Regions from separate parts of the Mus musculus genome. Here region 2 is linked to region 1. A link is a loop called in an ENCODE intact Hi-C map of the cell type or tissue named here. Cell type or tissue: heart. All regions are shown on one strand. Each heading gives the region's core, and the rest is flanking DNA. Links, peaks and the distances in the headings are about the cores only.

Region 1 (5,366 bases), core at 367-5,366:
CTTCCCATTGACCCGCCTTCTCCAGCAAGGCCACCCCCCCCCCCCCCCCCCCAGTGATACCTCTCTGTTAGCAAGGTCACACATCCTAAAACAGATCTTTCTCATTTAAGCCTTCAAGTCACATGGTGTGACTAGAAGAACAAGTTCCAGGCCAGGCTGGACAAGTTACTGAGACTTTCCAATTCATAGGGGTTCTTTTGTTTTGCTTTGTTTTTTCTTTCTTTCCTTTGGAGATGGGGGGGTCTTTGCTGTGTTACTTAGGCTGGTTTAAAATTCTTGGGCTCAGGAAACGCTCCTACATTAGCCTCTTTGGTGCATCTCATGTTTTCATTCTACAGCTTGTGTTTGCTGGTGGTAAAATTTTCACTTACGAAGTGGAAAGGTGAGTGTTGTCTTCCTTCCTCCTACTTTACCTTCCCAGTGCAGCAGTGGGGCTCAGGGTTTAAAGCATGGGAGCCCAGCACTTTCCCGCTGATGAGCCTGAGCCACACCCATCCTCTCTGGAGTCTTCTGTGCAATCTCCTGTCAGTAGGTAGGGTGCAGAAACTCTACTCAGCGGTGAAGGACTGACTATAGAGAAGCGGTATCTGAGTGTGATGGCGTACAATTTTAAAGCCCCGCACTCCCGCACTCAGGAGGCAGAGGCAGCAGGATCTCTGTGAGTTGGAGGCCAGCCTGGTCTATATGGTTCTAGGTTACTTGGAGCTACACACTAAGCCCTGTCTGAGAGAGAGAGAGAGAGAGAGAGAGAGAGAGAGAGAGAGAAAATGGCCCTTAGTTCTCAATAAGCTTTTATCATGCACAACAGATAGGATAGGGACTACAGACTGTGGGAAACAAGGGAGTATAGTGCTTTTTGTTTCCAAAACCTAAATTCTGGTATTTGAGCTTCATTTTTAGTTAGTATGTATGTATCTATGTATCTATCTATGTGTTTTTTTTAGACAGAGTTTCTCTGTGTAGCCCTGGCAGCCTGGAGTACTGAGATTAAAGGCCTGCACCACCAGACTGGCTTTTTTCCCTGCATGTGTGCATCTTGGTGGTGTTAGGTGCGTGTTCATATAGGTGCCCTCAGGCCAGAAGTGTCAGAGCCACAGAGTTTAGTTACAGGCAGTTGTGAGATGCCTGATGCGGGTGCTGGGAATTGAACTCCCATCCTTTGCAATACCAAATGCTTTTAACTACCGAGTCAAATCTATAAACTTCATTTTGTTTAAAAGGGAAGCAGGCCGGGCAGAGGTGGCGCACGCCTTTAATCCCAGCACTCGGGAGGCAGAGGCAGGCGATTTCTGAGTTCGAGGCCAGCCTGGTCTACAAAGTGAGTTCCAGGACAGCCAGGGCTACACAGAGAAACCCTGTCTCGAAAAACAACAACAAACAACAACAAAAGGGAAGCAGGTACTTGGCTCCAGCTGTTCCTTTATCCAATAATGCAAACTAATTCAGACTCTTGAACTTTAAAAAAAAAACACATTTATTTAATGTATATGAGTGCTCTATCTGCGTGCACATCTACCAGAAGAGGGCATCAGATTCCAGTATAGATGGTTGTCAGCCATCATGAGGTTGCTGGGAATAAATTCAGGACTTCCAAAAGAGCAGCCAGTGCTCCTAACGTCTGAGCCATCTCTCCAGCCTGACTTTAGAATTTTTGAAGATACATTAGAAGTCTAACTTTATATGCTAATTTTGCTGTGCTCATGTTAAATGCACATAACTGGATTTTGATTAGTCTATAAATGTTACAGAAGTTCTCAACCTGGGCTCTGGACTTGAGTTTAAATTCTGGCTCTATCATTTATCTGTTGTGTATAGCTGAGTGTAAAAAAATATCAACTGTGAGTTTTCCTTTCTGTATCACACACGATAAAAATGTGTGTCCTGGAGAAGGACTTAAAATCTTTTACATTTCTTCCTTTTTGTCAGACTTTTATGCAAATGTTTCATTCCTTCCCACCCTGTCAAACCTTTGTCTGCACAGAGGCCCACTACTCTATTCTAGGGATTTGATGGCCTGGGACAGTGACTGCTTTGCCCTCCTCCATTTCCGGTGCACCAATTCTTTTCAGACTAGCCAGCTGAATAAGATTGTGAGGCCAGGCCCCAACCAATGGGAAAAAGACACAGTCACTGCCTGAGGTAGAATACAAACTAAAAATCTTTCTTTGTGTGTTCACTCTCTCAAGCCCATCTTCTTTTGTTGTTGTTGTTGGTGGTGGTGGTGGTGGTGGGATGTTTTTTGGTTTTGTTTTGTTTTTGTTTTTTCCCGAGATAGGGTTTCTCTGTATATCCCTCAATGTCCTGGAATTCACTCTGTAGACCAGGCAGGACTACTCAAACTCAGAAATCTTCCTGCCTCTGCCTCACAAGTGCTGGCCATAAAGGTGTGCCACCTGGCTATTACAGGCTTCTTAGGATCAAATGAGAGGCTGAACGCATTTGGTATTCCAGGTGGGACTGAGATGTAAACTCCTTGCAGAGTGCTTTGCCTCCCATCAATGATATCTGGTTTGATTCCCAGCAGGGCAAAACCAAACAACACCTGTGAGGTGCATCCAGCAAGCTTCCAAGTTAGTGGAAAGGACACTAAACAAAGCTCATCTGGGAATTACTAGAAGGTTTTATTGTGGCAGTGGAATTTTAATAGGAACTTGATGGGTAAACAACTGGGTGGAGACGTGGGATGGATGAAAAAGTACAACTTTGGTCCACGCAAGGAGAGCGCTAGAAGGCCAGAAAGCAGTCCTTGCTAGTTGAAAGAAACGCCGCCGTGTGGATTTAAAATGGACAGACACTTCCCTGGGAGCCACGACTGTTACGGGGCTGCAAGGAGCCCCTACTTAGGTTAAGGCTAGTAGTCCTAGCAAACTGAGACTTGACACAGTTTTGACCGGAGTTAACTTCCTAAGCAGAAAAACCACACCCACCAAGTCTCCAGTAGGGCTGGAAACCCAGCAGAGACAAGGAAGCAGAGATTGGCTTGGGGTAGTACTGAGCAAATTTTCTAGGACGCAGGAGGTCATCCACATGGCACAAAGCAGTCCCTTTGGCAACTGAGAGTTCACCGGAAGCCTCCAAGGCTCAAAAGACAAGGCATGAGGCTTCACAGCTCCAAAGGCTACAATTCAGGTTGAGAAAATTTGGTCAGTGTGTGCGTCCTCTGTTAAAAGGAGAGAGGGCGCCCCCTGGGAAGAGTGCTGGGTAGAGATGGTTGGAAGACTCAGATGAGGACTGAAGAGGGAGGGGTGGGGGTTAAGATGGGGGTAGCCTACTCGTCAATTTTCTTTTCGCAGAAGCTAACTGTCCGGCATGATGGATTCCTGGGCTTCCAAAACGGCTGGGCTGAAAGGGAGCTCGAAAAAATAACTGCAGCCACACGCCCCGTGCCAGAACTGGTTACTTTCTTGAATACTTTTAACGCTAATTCAGCGTGGAGGTGAGTATTAATCATAACCCCTTTCGGGTAAGAAACTTAGGTCTGATGACTTCCTACGGTGGAAAGGAGATTTTGTATATTCCAAGGTCGTCTTCCTTTGGTTCGCACCACGTGTAAGGTATTAATTTGCAAAGGTTTAAGATAGGAAGCATCGTGTGCGAGACGTCCAGTCTTTATAAGGAACAACAGCGTGGGTATACTTTTCGGAGAGAACCACGCCTCCCTTGTCGCGACAATATTGGTTATGGTTTGCGTTCTTTTAAAATATGAAATCTTCACGATCCGAAAAGGCGGACATTCTATATTCCCAGGTCACTCCGATGTTTCTCTCTCCCGCACTGATTCCCACAGGTGACATCAATTCTCCGCCACTGGAGAATGAAAACTTGGGACTACATTTCCCTGCAAGCCCTTTAGAAAAGGAGGCCAAGAGCAAAGAGACTTTCCGTTTCCGTCCGCTAGCAATTTGGCGTGTTCACGGTGATACATATTTCAACAGTAGCGTCCTTTCTCTGTACAACTAAAGCAGAGACTACATAACCCACCAGGTACCGGCACCGAGGGGCAAGCGACTAGGTTGCCATCTCTGTAGTAGTCCTCTCCTACACATCCGCCGAGAATAGTATTAGCGGTTGGACTACAAATCCCATAGCATCATGTGCTCCTTCACCCTCCATCTTTGTGGTAGTCCCCGCCCCGCTCACTTCCATTGTCTCGACAGAAGATAAAGAGGGGAGCGAGGAAGACTACAATTCCCGTCTGGCTTTGCATCATCGAGTGCGGGATTTTGATAGTTCAGGCGGGCGAGGAGCTCCAAGTGGTAGAATGAAGCAGCCAGGAAAGGTTAGGTATCCTGCCATCTTTACGGTAGTCTCTTTATCCTCCCGGTTCTGGCATTCTTAAAGGAACATAGGAAGGCTAGAAAACTACTATTCCCATCCCACTTCATAAGATCGACTTATTAGGTGTACGCCCCTCGATCGCCATCTTGCTTGTAGTCCTCGTTTCTTTTCACCTTTCCATTGTTCCTGATGAGTAGAAATGGCAGCGGGAAGGCAGCAGCTGGACTGCGACTCCCGTCAGGTACCACACGCGCGGAGGGTTGTGGACCAGAGGGCGTGTGAGTGCCTGGAAAGGAGGTCGGGTCGGGGGAAAAGGCCATCTTGCTTGTAGTCATTCTTCCCGCTCCTTCTCTATGTCCTGCTACGGGGAGTCTCGGGTCAACTGGACTATAATTCCCGCCATGCTCGGCTTCCAGCGTGGCATCCTTCTCGCCATCGTATTTGTAGTACCGGCTGGCCCTTGTGTCCCACTTTTCCCACGATAGTGCTAGAATTTGGAGAACTACAACTCCCGTCGTGCTTTGCACGCGCTCGTCCTGGAAAGTAAAGGTGGTGAAGGAAGGAGGGAGAAGGGGGCGGGGTTCCTCTGGGAGAAGGAGGGAGTAAAAAGGAGGAGGAGGTGGGAAGAAGGGAGGGAAGAGGGAGGAGAGGAGGAAGGAGGAAGGAGCTGAGGAGGGATGAGAGCGGCGACCTGGGCCCAGGGCCGAAGCAGCGCGAGGCTAGGGGAGTAGGGGTGCTAAGACATCCCAACTGCCCCCACCCCCTTCCTGCCTCTGCCCCATCCTTTCCTTATACCCTCCCATTTTAGGAGTGGATTTATTCAAATTTTATTTAAATCTTTATATCTTGAGGGTCGCGCGTTTGAAGGGGGGAGGGCGGGGGCGCGTGCAGGCTGGGGGGGGCGGGGCCGGAGCAGCTTCCTTCACCCCCCTCTGCGCGCCCTGTCTCTGTAGGTCAGGGGGCCGCAGTACAGGGGCGGACCCAGGGGAGGGGGGCAGGTTGCAGCGACCCCCCCCTCCCCGGGAACCGGCGGTGGGCGGGGTTTGAACCCCGGAAACGGTGGGGGGCCCCTGGTCTTTCCCTGGACC
Region 2 (5,366 bases), core at 146-5,145, 130 kb before region 1:
GCTTGATGAGCGTGGAGCTGTGGCCGAAACTCTTGCCACACTCCAGGCACTCGTAGGGCTTCTCCCCGGTGTGTGTGCGCTGGTGCTGCGTCAGCTCCGAGCTCTGGATGAAACTCTTGCCGCACTCGGTGCAGCGATAGGGCTTCTCGCCTGCATGGATCTTCTGGTGCTTGAGCAGGTTATGATTCTGGCCAAAGCGCTTGCCGCACTCCGGGCACTTGTAGGGCTTCTCACCTGTGTGCGTGGCCTGGTGCTGGATGAGGTCCGAGCTGCGGTAGAAAGCACGTCGGCACTCGCCACACTTGTAGGGCTTCTCCCCGGTGTGGGAGCGCTGGTGCTTGATGAGGTTGGTGCTTTGTGTGAAGGCTTTCTCGCACTCCGTGCACTTGTAGGGCTTCTCGCCCGTGTGCGTGCGCTGGTGCTGCACTAGATTGGAGCTCCAGCTGAAGCACTTGCCACAGTCGGGGCACTTGTAAGGCTTCTCGCCTGTGTGTGTGCGCTGGTGCTGCACCAGGTGCGAGCTCTGCGTGAAGCTCTTGCCGCACTCTGAGCACGTGTTGGGCCGCTCCCCCGTGTGGATTCGCTGGTGCCGCAGCAGTTTGGACCACTGGCTAAAGCTCTTGCCACACTCGTTGCAGATGTATGGCTTCTCGGCCCCAGATGGGCGTCCCTGCACCAGCTCCCGCAGGCTGGGTTCACTGGCAGTGACTACAGGTGTGCTGTTCCAGGGGGTGAGGGTTCCCCACTGCCAATTGGTCTCACAGGCCTTGGTCCACTCTGACGGGGAAGGGACTACCTCGGGGGCTGATGGGTCCATAGGGGTCTGGTGATCTAAGGGGGAAGAACCCAGGGGGGTTGGGGAATCCTGAGGGGCTGAGGCATCCTGGGAGGGGCTCTCCAGGGGCATCTCTGATGGGTCCTTGGATTCTGGACTCTGAGCCGGATCTCCCAGGATGATCTCCTCCCCAGAACTTTCCTGCTGAGGGCTCTCCTCTTCGTTCCCACTTCCAGCACCTACAGACAGAAAGGGAGTCTCCAGCCCCCATCTCCTTTCAGAACATGGGGTCTGGTCTCTCTTCCCTCCCCTGTGACTGCCCACAGTCCCTTGTGCCCCTCACCTCTATGAGCCTCATTCTGGCTCTCTTCAGGACCCTGCAGATCCGGGCCCCACAGCACCGTCTCAGGCTCCATCCCACGGCTGCAGACTGTGAAGGTTCCAGGGTCTCTGGTGGGGAGAGATGGGTACACAATGGGACCAGGTTTAGTGCTTTTCTTTGTGCTCCCACTTGTGTGACTCTCGGGGACCTGCCGCCACTCACTTCTCCGACACCATTTCTCACTGAGCCCCTTAGTCTCAAAGGCCTGGTTCCAAATACTGCAAATCTTCCAGATTGCAATGAAGCAAGTCGGTGAATGGAGAGGCAATGGAAACCCCATCGTCATAACCCTCTGTACCTGCACTGAAGGCTGGAGCGCTATCCAACATTCAGATGGGAGGCAGGCTTTCACCCCACACATCTGATGCCCAGAGGCCTGGAAACGTGTTATTTTGCAAATCAGAGGAAGCTCATTAAGACTCCAATTTTCTTCCTTTATGGGACTGCTAATTGAGAGCAATAAACTTTTCCCTTATGAGCCCCAGAGAGAACTGAGACTGACTCTTTTTAAGGGGTTAAAAAAAAAAGTTTCCCTGAAGGGACAACTACTCACAAAGAGTGGGGGCAGTTTGCCATTCTCCAAGCACAGAGGATAGCCTATGGGTGGGAAGGGGAGTCTGAAGTCAGGGGCTCCTACAGGAGACGAAGGCAAGGAAAAGGGGAGCCTGACTCGGTGGCATACTTGGGAGATGGAAACCAGAGGATCAGAAGGTCAAGGTCAAGGTCAGTCCCAGCTACCCGAGACCTTGTCTCAAACAAAATGAAGGAGAAAGGACAAGCAAGGAGGGGAGGGAAGCAAGTGTGTAGAGAGCATAGGTGACTACCAGGTGTCTTCTTCCTTTCACTGCCTTGAGAGACTTAAGAGTCATTTGTCCATTTTACAGATTAGTAAGTAGACACTGGGGGAAATGTCTCCAAGGCCCCAAGGCGGGAAGTAACAGGGCTAAGACCACAAATTCCGCGTTCTGTGTTTGGCTTGCCCTGTGGCATGGGTTGACCTTGACAGTCACATGAGACTCCTACTTGTGGTCTCCTGGCAGGAGAGGAGGAGAGCTCGGAAGCCCGAGAATGAGCCAGAAAAGTGCAGGGAAGCCCAGTTCCCTCGGCTGCAAAAGTCAGACCCAGTGAGGAGGTCTGAGAGGCTGCGTCTCTGAGCTCTAGGTACGGATGTCCCCAAAGCCACCCAGACACACACCTGGGGACCCATCCTTCTGCCTTATTCTTTTTGTTGATGCTTCATCACACACCTAGGACAAGTACCCAGTAAAAACTCTGCTGGAGGACTGAGTGAGCTGGACACCTCATGCTCCCAGAAAGCCAGCCTATCTTGTTCAGTGTCTTTTAAGATCAGTTTGCAGATCGATGTCAGAAAAGTGACATAAGTTCGTCAGAGTGAGCCCCCAGGGGAAGGAGTCATATCTGTCACTCAAAATCCCGGGGGTGATCCCCAGGAGAGAGAACAGGGCTGCAGGAGGGCGCTGACATCTAACGGAATCCCTGGAATAATCTACCCTCGGGGTGACAGTGTGCATAGGTACTTTGTGCACAGGGACAAAGAGGACAAAGCTCACCAAGAGGTAGCTGGGGTGTGAAGCAGGTGAAGCAATGGACAGCTGACCAACTGCTAATGCAGCCGAGAAGTGAGTTAGCCATCCCCTATCTCTAAGTGTTTTTAGGGAGAGATGGGGGCCCCCCGGAGAGGAGAAGGTTACCCTGCTGAGCTGACCGAGAACAGGTAGGAGCTTAGATACTTGGACAGAGAAACTTAAAACTCAAGGGCCTACCGTAGAAGGGAAAGAGTTAATAACCAGGCCACATGCAAGAAGTAGCAAAGACTGCGAGGCGACTACTACTGGGAACCAGCCCAGGCCCAAGAGCGCCAGCCTCCTGCCCCGGACGACCCCCAGAGGACCGAGGCGGGAAGGACTGCCGGAGACGGCTGCCTTCCCGCGGAGGTGCGCGCGGCCCAGGGTGACCCTGACCAGGAGGCAGCGGGACCGCCCTCGACGCCGCCCCCCGCACCCCGGCGGACCAAGACTTGAGCGCCTCCGGCCGGGAGCACCCACCCTGTCCCCGGCTCCCAAAGCCCAGGCGAGCCGCCGGCGTTCCCTCCCCGCCGCGGACGCCCAGGCTGCCCGGCTCCGGGAGAGCGGCGGCCGCCTCGCCGCCCCCGGCCGGACTCGCTCTCTGGGCGCGCGCGCCTCCCCTCCCCCACGGCGGTCCCCGCGCGGTTCTCACAATCCCCCGGCCGCCGTCCCCCGCCGCCCCGGGCCCGGCCTGCGCCCCTCGCCCGTCGCCGCCTCCTTGGCCCTATTGTTCCCCGGCGGCTGTCCCGGGCCTCCAGGCCACCCCGGGAACCCAGGCGGCCCCAACTCACGGCTCTGGGGTCTGGGAAAAGCCGAAAGGCAGAGGCCAGCCCCAGGGGACTTAACCCCTTAAGTGCCCTGCCTCGGGGGACGGGCTAGATGCCGGGAACTCTAGGGTCCTTCTCAAGGGGTGATTCCAGGCTGAGGACCCGGGGACCAGTTCAGGGTGACTGGGACGGAGCAGGAAGTGACCCCAGCTTCCCGGGCCCCTCTAGCCTGGAGTCAGAACATCAGCTCTATGGGATTTAACCCTTTGCCTCCCACAGCCTGGGAAAAAATGAGGGGGTGGGTATGGAAGCAAGGAGGTGGCTGATGACGCCCCTCTCCCAGTGTCTAGTGGAATCACGGAAGATCAGCTTTTGGGGGAGCTCAGAGGCCGGCGAAGGTCTTCGGATTTCTGGCCATTCTCTCCAAAGACTCTGCCAGCCGCTCAGTTAAGCTGATCTCAGATTCGGCCGCCGCGGGTCCCCTGAGACCCGCCTTTGTTTGGACTCACCCAGGACTGGGGCTGGTATGCCTGGGTTGGTGATTAGGAGGTGAAAGCAAAGGTTGGGTGGGCTGACCTAGCGGTAAGAGCAGAAGCTAATGGGCCAGGCAAGGCTACCCAGCGCTACGGACCCTCTTACCCACCTCTCACCCCCCCACCGGTGGTCAGGTCTCCCTGGAGGAAGAAACTGACAAGGTAGGCAAGCATTACCCCTTCCCAGCAGCTCGGTGGTAAGGTATGCAACTCACTGCAGGGCAATCCTTCCATAAACTTAGGGAGCAAGAAGTAGTGGTGAATTCCTGTAATTCCGTTGCTTGGGAGACAGAGGCAGGAGGACCTGAAGGTTCAAAATATTCGTGGCCCACATAGCTCCAGGCTACCTAGCGAGACCCTGTTTCTAAACAAGGAACCTCACAGGGCTCCCAAACTGTTCCTGCTTGTGTCTCATTTTCTCCCCACCACATCCTGAGAGAGGACTTAGAATCATCCCCATTTTACAAGGCAAATTAATCAAGACATGAGATGTGAGGTAAAGTTCGAGGCCACAGTTTTCAATGAACCCAGGTGTGAGGAGACCAGAGTTGAACAATTGAACATTCTACCCTCAAAAAGTTCCATAGTAGCTAAGCACACCACCTGTAATCTTCAGCCATTAGTAGGCTGAGGCAGGAGAATCAAGAGTTGGACTTCAGGATCAGCCTGGGATGCACAATAGGACTCGTTTCAAACCTTAAATAAATAAATAAATAAATAAATAAATAAATAAATAAATAAATAAATTCCAAGCCCTGTATGGGAGTGAATAGCTGTGACTCTAGCACTGCAAGCTGACACAGGAAAATCACCATGAATTAAGACCAACCTAGGTGAATATATACTGGCTGGGTCAAACCCCCCTCCCCCACACATGTAGCAGATGTATATAGCTCGGTCTTCATGTGAGTCCTCCACAGCTGGATCAGGGGTTGTCTCTACAGCTTTTGCCAGCCTGTGGATTTTGTTCCCCTAACTGGGCTGCCTTGTCTGGTCTCAGTGGGAGAGGATGCATCTAGCTATGTTTGATGTGCCAGGGTGAGGGAATAGAAACAGGGGAGGCTCCACCCTCTCAGAAGAGAAGGGAAGGGGGATAGGGGCAGGCCTGGGAAGAAGGGGGCAGCAATGGGGATATAAAGTGAATAAATAAATTAATGGGGGGAAAAGACCAACCTAGGCTACACAGTGAGGCTACATGTTAAAACACCAATAAATAAATATTGACTTATAATAATGAATAACGTTCAAAATTTAAAGACTGCTATACTTAACAAATCAATGAGAAAACTGCTTCAGTTTGTAAACTGCTAGTTAGTAAAATGC

What was found. Peaks named below come from ENCODE experiments on the same cell type or tissue, not always from the same donor. Only the 100,000 strongest peaks of a DNase experiment are listed, where the experiment ranks them.
Region 2: a loop joins it to region 1, with 2.1 times the contacts of the local background. A loop is called at or near these places in 1 of 42 quality-filtered maps.

The regions. Positions count from the first base shown.
Region 1 is chr7:127,741,349-127,746,714 of GRCm38, forward strand. It overlaps a transcript of Fbxl19 not described here. Among named protein-coding and RNA genes, the nearest start is that of Fbxl19, 2.7 kb to the right of the region's middle. In heart, for the core only: CTCF peaks have their summits at 3,180 and 4,000; DNase peaks (open chromatin) are centred at 3,143, 4,133, 4,673 and 5,353; H3K4me3 peaks cover 2,649 bases; H3K27ac peaks cover 2,741 bases.
Region 2 is chr7:127,611,549-127,616,914 of GRCm38, forward strand. Zfp629 (zinc finger protein 629) reads right to left here and starts at 3,724. Exons shown (of 3, transcript NM_001362196.1): 1 at 3,535-3,724; 2 at 1,119-1,225; 3 at 1-1,014. The coding sequence starts at 1,191. In heart, for the core only: a CTCF peak has its summit at 3,114; DNase peaks (open chromatin) are centred at 2,233, 3,093 and 3,723; H3K4me3 peaks cover 2,523 bases; H3K27ac peaks cover 2,172 bases.